2 separate regions of the Homo sapiens genome follow, and region 1 is linked to region 2. A link is a loop called in an ENCODE intact Hi-C map of the cell type or tissue named here. Cell type or tissue: right lobe of liver. All regions are shown on one strand. Each heading gives the region's core, and the rest is flanking DNA. Links, peaks and the distances in the headings are about the cores only. Region 1 overlaps CDC7 (cell division cycle 7). Region 2 has its middle 22 kb from the start of BRDT.

Region 1 (2,823 bases), core at 227-2,726, 420 kb before region 2:
AGATGTCTTCTCTGAATTAAATTAGATTCTCCTATTTTTTTTTATTGTCATAGCATCTTTAGATTTCTTTCAAAGCCCTTATCGTATTCTGTCATTATAAGTTACCTTGTTATTATCTGTATTGTCCACTAGATAGTAAACTCCATGAGGACAGAAATTCTGTAAATTTTATTCACTATTGCATCACTAATGTCTATAATCCCTAACAGCAAATAACAGTGCCAACTAAATACTGAATGAATGAATAAGCCTGTTTGTTTCAGCCTTCTGTGTATTATAGAAGACAAGAAAATGAGATGGCCTCTATAAAGAATGCTTGCATACATTCTTGTACCCTAAATATGATCATTTCTTTTTCTATATTTTTAACTGTCTCCCTCTACCACTTTTTCTTTTTCTGTGCTTAAAAAAGTACATGCTAAAAATGCCTTCATCTGATCTTACAATGCAGTCAGGCAAATTGTCTTCAGGCTCAGCTTCCATTGTGTTATATTTTCCTTCCTTCTGTTTTGTTTCTTCCTTTCCACTTAAATTGCTGTCTTAAAAATTACCAGTTAATTATTCTTTGCCTAACTAAAAGCCTTCCCTCAGTTGTTATTCTCTTTGACTTCCATGCTAATAACTCTTCCTTCAAAATTCCTTTCTTATTTGGCTCTCTAACTTGGCTTCTTCCAAGCTCAGTTTTCTTTTCTCGCTATTAATTTTCATGTCTGTAGGTATCACTTCTCTGCAGGTACTCTCACTGACTTCTCACTTGTCTTCTCACTTAAGGCTTAGTCCCTTGTCTAGATAACTCTATCAAAATGATGAGGTCTGGTTTTAGATGCTTCTTTTACTGGCTTCTCTACTCATTTTTTGGTATCTCTATTGTTTTCTTACTCAGGCTCAAAATCATAGAAATCACCTTTGTCCTATTTTCCTCTTTTATGAAGCAGTGTAACATAGTGATTAAGAACATATATCTGGAGCAAAATGCCTGGGTTCAAATCCTGGCTCATTGATCTATTAGTTTAGTGACCTTGATTTATTTATTACTGTTACCATCTTATCTGCTAAGTCTTATTAATCTTTTCCCTTTTTTCTCATTCTGCTGCTTCCCCAGTCACAACTATAATTACCTCGTTTGAATTATTATAGTAACTTCAAAACTGGTGCCATTTTTGTTTTAAAAGAAAACTTTAACACGAGAACACAAGTCACTTGTGTTTATATTATGTGATGATGATTTAAGTCAGTTTTCTAGCAATATGTATGCATTGCTAAAATTGCGGTTTTTAAAATTAGGCATAAAGTTTCAGTCCCTCTGACCTTTCTTCTAAAAGTTCCTTGTGCATTTTTCCACTAGGGGGCAAGATAATGTCATGGGAGTTAAATACTGCTTTAGGAAGAATGATCATGTAGTTATTGCTATGCCATATCTGGAGCATGAGTCGTTTTTGGTAGGTTTTAATATTTCTTGAATTTTTATTAGCTAAATATTTAATTGCAAACAATATTTGTAACTCATTTCATTTGTAACTTTGTTTTAGGACATTCTGAATTCTCTTTCCTTTCAAGAAGTACGGGAATATATGCTTAATCTGTTCAAAGCTTTGAAACGCATTCATCAGTTTGGTATTGTTCACCGTGATGTTAAGCCCAGCAATTTTTTATATAATAGGCGCCTGAAAAAGTAAGTATGAAGAGTTACTAGAAAATATTTATCCTATTTCTTTTAAAAAACAATTTTATTGTCTATATTTAAGGTATTGAACATGATGTTATATATAGTACAAAAGTTACTATTGTGAAGCAAATATTTATCTCAGTTACCCATCTTATTTTTGTTTTTACGGCAAGAGCAGCTAAAATTTACTCATTTAGTATGAATCTCATATACAGTACAGTTTTATTACCTGTAATCTTCAGAGTGTGCATTAGGTCTAGATTTATTTATCCTACATATCTGCTACTTTGTATCCTCTGACTTATATCTCTTAGATATAATATAACATACTGCAATAGCCATGCACAGATTATTTCTGTTTCAGTTTCTTTGTGATTGGAAAGGGAAATTTGGTGATGAAGAAGATAAAATTGTATTAGTGGAATAATGTACATTATTAGATGTACTATGGTTCAGTGGAAATAGCATGAACTAACAGACTTAGAGTCTAATAATTTTTGACCTTAGACATGTCTCTTATCTCTGGACTTCATTTTTCTTTTCTAGTAAGTGAGGGGATTGGACCACATGATAGCCAATTTCCTGTTTTAACACAAAAGTTTTATTTTTATGTATACTTTTTAATGCTGATTATAATTATAGAGAAATTATAAGCTAAAAATAACATAAATACCTCTATATAATGGATCATATTAAACATAATAATATTATAACTTCTTTTTTGAGCTTTTATATGCCTGACTTTTTAATTTTCTTTAATTGGATCAGATTTTAAAACCATGATTTTAATTTTTTTAAGCTTTCTTAACTAGAAATTATCTGCTATGATGCCATCTCTGCCACCATCAGAGAACAACGGACTGTGTTTATGTTATGTATTCCTCTTCTGCCTTATTAACACAGACCACTGGAAAAAGAAAATTTGATTGTGGGACAACTCTTAATTTTCAATCCTGGTTAGCTGTTAAATTCTTACTTTGTCTGGAAAACTTATTTTTTTTTCTTTTTTCCAGAATGTTATAAATTCCTAATTGATCCCAAAAAGAATTACAGTTTTTATGAGGATGGTTTGAGAGTATTACAATGTTACTAAGCTTTAATTGCTACAGATAAGTAAAAATGCTTAATTTTGTCTCTTAGGTATGCCTTGGTAGACT
Region 2 (2,823 bases), core at 268-2,767:
AAGACCTTGGAGGGGAGGGGAGGGGAGGGGAGAAGGAGAGGGAGGGGAGAAGGAGAGGGAGGGGAGAAGGAGAGGGAGGGGAGAAGGAGAGGGAGGGGGAGGAAGAGAGAGAAAAAGAGAAAGAGAGAAATAGAAAAAAGGAAGGAAGGAGAATAATAAAAATTTGCTGATTCCTTCAATTTTTTTTTCCAGTAAGAAAACTGAGGTCCAACAATATGAATAAAGTAACCCAAGGTCAACAGCTAGCAATGACAAAGCCCAGGCCCTCCATCTTAAAAAAAACTCATGCCTTTCCCCTGCCTTTAGTGATCATAACAATCACCCTGCATGTATGGATTTTACTTTCTAAACCACTATCATAATCATTATCTCATTTCATCTTCATACCAACTCCATGAAGCAGGTGTTATACTCATTTACACAGGAGGAAAGTGAGGCTCAGAGGCCAGGAATTTGAGGCCAGCCTGGCCAACATGGTGAAACACCGTCTCTACTAAAAATACAAAAATTCAGCATCACTTGCTGAAGGTCACATAACCCGTAAGCAGCTAAACTAGGACCACACCCAAGAATCCAGCTTCTGAAGCCTAAATTCTTTCTTATATGCCACATGGCACTATAGCAAAGTACAATGAATCAAGTGAACTTTGTTAAATCATTTTTCTGCCAATAGAAGTCTGTGCTAAAAGGACACCAATCAGTTGCTTACGGTAAACTTGGAAAACCTAACCAGCGGTTGGGCATGGTGGCTTATGCCTGTAATCCTAGCACTTTTGGAGGCTGAGGAGGGTAGATTGCTTGAGATCAGGAGTTCAAGACCAGCCTAGGCAACATGGCAAAACACTACCTCTACAAAAATTATAAAAATTAGCCGGGTGTGGTGGCGCACACCTGTGACCCCAGCTACTGGGGAGGCTAAGATAGGAGGATTGCTGGAGCCCAGGAGGTCAAGGCTACAGTGAGTGTGATTGCACCACAGCACTCCAGCCTGGGCGACAGAGCCAGACCCTGTCTCAACAAAAGAAAGAAAAAGAAAACTTAACAGCAATATTTAATGAATTTAAGTGCTAGTTTTTACATGTAGGTAATTTTTCTGCTATTTCACTTCAGTATTCCAGATCCATCCAGGGCTCAGTGCACGCACAATTCTCATTAATGCTCATGTGAATTGCATACACCAGCTCTCCACAGAAAATACACTCAAAAGCACTCATCATTTAAGAGGCAGAAACTTCCAGGTACATGCTGTCACATGATCAGGAGCCCTGACTGTCTTCCCTACTTCACAGGGGCATCATAAAATATTGTTTGTGGGCCAGGCACGGTGGCTCACGCCTGTAACCCCAGCACTTTGGGAGGCCGAGGCAGGTGGATCACGAGGTCAGGAGATCGAGACCATCTTGGCTAACATGGTGAAACCCCGTCTCTACTAAAAACACAAAAAATTAGCCGGGTGTGGTGGCGGGCGCCTATAGTCCCAGCTACTCGGGAGGCTGAGGCAGGAGAACGGCATGAACCCGGGAGGCAGAGCTTGCAGTGAGCCAAGATTGCACCACTGCACTCCAGCCTGGGCGACAGAGCGAGACTCCGTCACACACACACACACACACACACACACACACACACACATATGTGTGTGTGTGTATACACACATACGTATGTGTGTATATATACACAGTTTGTGAAAGTATTTTGTCTGCTATAATGTACTCTTCAAATATAAAGCAGTAGTATTACTGCTTCCAAAAGGTGATACAGAATAACGCTGCCATTGACAAAGTATGTGTGCATATTCTGCCACCTCGTGGCTAAAAGAAGAAATCATTTTTAATATTTATGCTTCTGGTATTAAGGTAAAATAAGTGAAAGGAACCTTGTTCATATTTTTGGAAACGTCGAACCAAGGCAGAATCTCATTCTGTTGCCCAGGTTGGAGTGCAGTGGTATGATCATAGCTTATTGAAGCCTCAATCTCCTGGGCTCAAGCGGTCCTCCCACCTCAGCCTCCCAGGTAACTGGGACCACAGGTGCCATGCCACCACGCTTGGCTAATTAAAAAATTTTTTTTGTAGAGACAGGGTCTTGCTATGTTAGTCAGGCTGGTCTCAAGTTCCTGGCCTCAAGCAATCCTCCCGCCACGGCCTCTCAAAATGCTGAGATTACAGGCATGAGCCACCACATCTGGCACCCAATTTATCCAATTAATTTCAATATTTACTGAATCTATTAACTTTATATCTTTAATGCAGTAGGAAAACACAGCACCGGAAACATAATTAGATAATTTAAATTTACTTGAACTAAAATTTATGACCTGCCTAACACCACATTTTTTCAAGTCAGGTCTGGTTTTTTTCAAGCATATATTCATTGCACATGAGAGTAGTTATTGGGAGCTACTCTGCTGGGGATACAGCAGAGAAGCCAGCACAAGTTCCTGCTTTCAATGGAGCTTACATTATAGTGGGGAAGATAAACAATAAACAGATAAATACAAAATATGTTAGTTGATGATGAATTTAATGAAGAGAAATGGAGTTGAGCAGGGGGAATCGAGTGTGACTGGCAAGGCCATGTGTGCTCCACTTCAGACAGGGCTGTCAGGGAAGGCCTGGGTGCAGGGAGAGTATTTCAGGCTGGGGAAACAGAAGGGGCAAATTCCTGATGCTGGGAAATATTTGATGTGATTGAAAAACAGCAAGGAAGCAGCAAGGAAGCCAGTGGAGCAGAGTGAGTAGGCGGGTTTTAGGGGACGAGGTCAGAGAGGTGGTGGGGATGCCAGCTTGGTGTAGCCATGGTTAGGACTTCAGACTTGGCATTGGG

The links. A loop is a pair of places that touch in the nucleus more often than their neighbours do. Peaks named below come from ENCODE experiments on the same cell type or tissue, not always from the same donor. Only the 100,000 strongest peaks of a DNase experiment are listed, where the experiment ranks them.
Region 1: it touches region 2 in a loop (5-fold over the local background); 104 of 110 quality-filtered maps call a loop at or near these places.

Annotation. Positions count from the first base shown.
Region 1 is chr1:91,510,252-91,513,074 of GRCh38, forward strand. CDC7 (cell division cycle 7) reads left to right here. Exons shown (of 12, transcript NM_003503.4): 5 at 1,346-1,439; 6 at 1,530-1,672; 7 at 2,807-2,823. Among named protein-coding and RNA genes, the nearest start is that of CDC7, 11 kb to the left of the region's middle. In right lobe of liver, for the core only: a CTCF peak has its summit at 1,340 (motif pointing right); no DNase peak of the experiment used is centred there.
Region 2 is chr1:91,925,675-91,928,497 of GRCh38, forward strand. No RefSeq gene overlaps it. Among named protein-coding and RNA genes, the nearest start is that of BRDT, 22 kb to the right of the region's middle. In right lobe of liver, for the core only: a CTCF peak has its summit at 1,810 (motif pointing left); no DNase peak of the experiment used is centred there.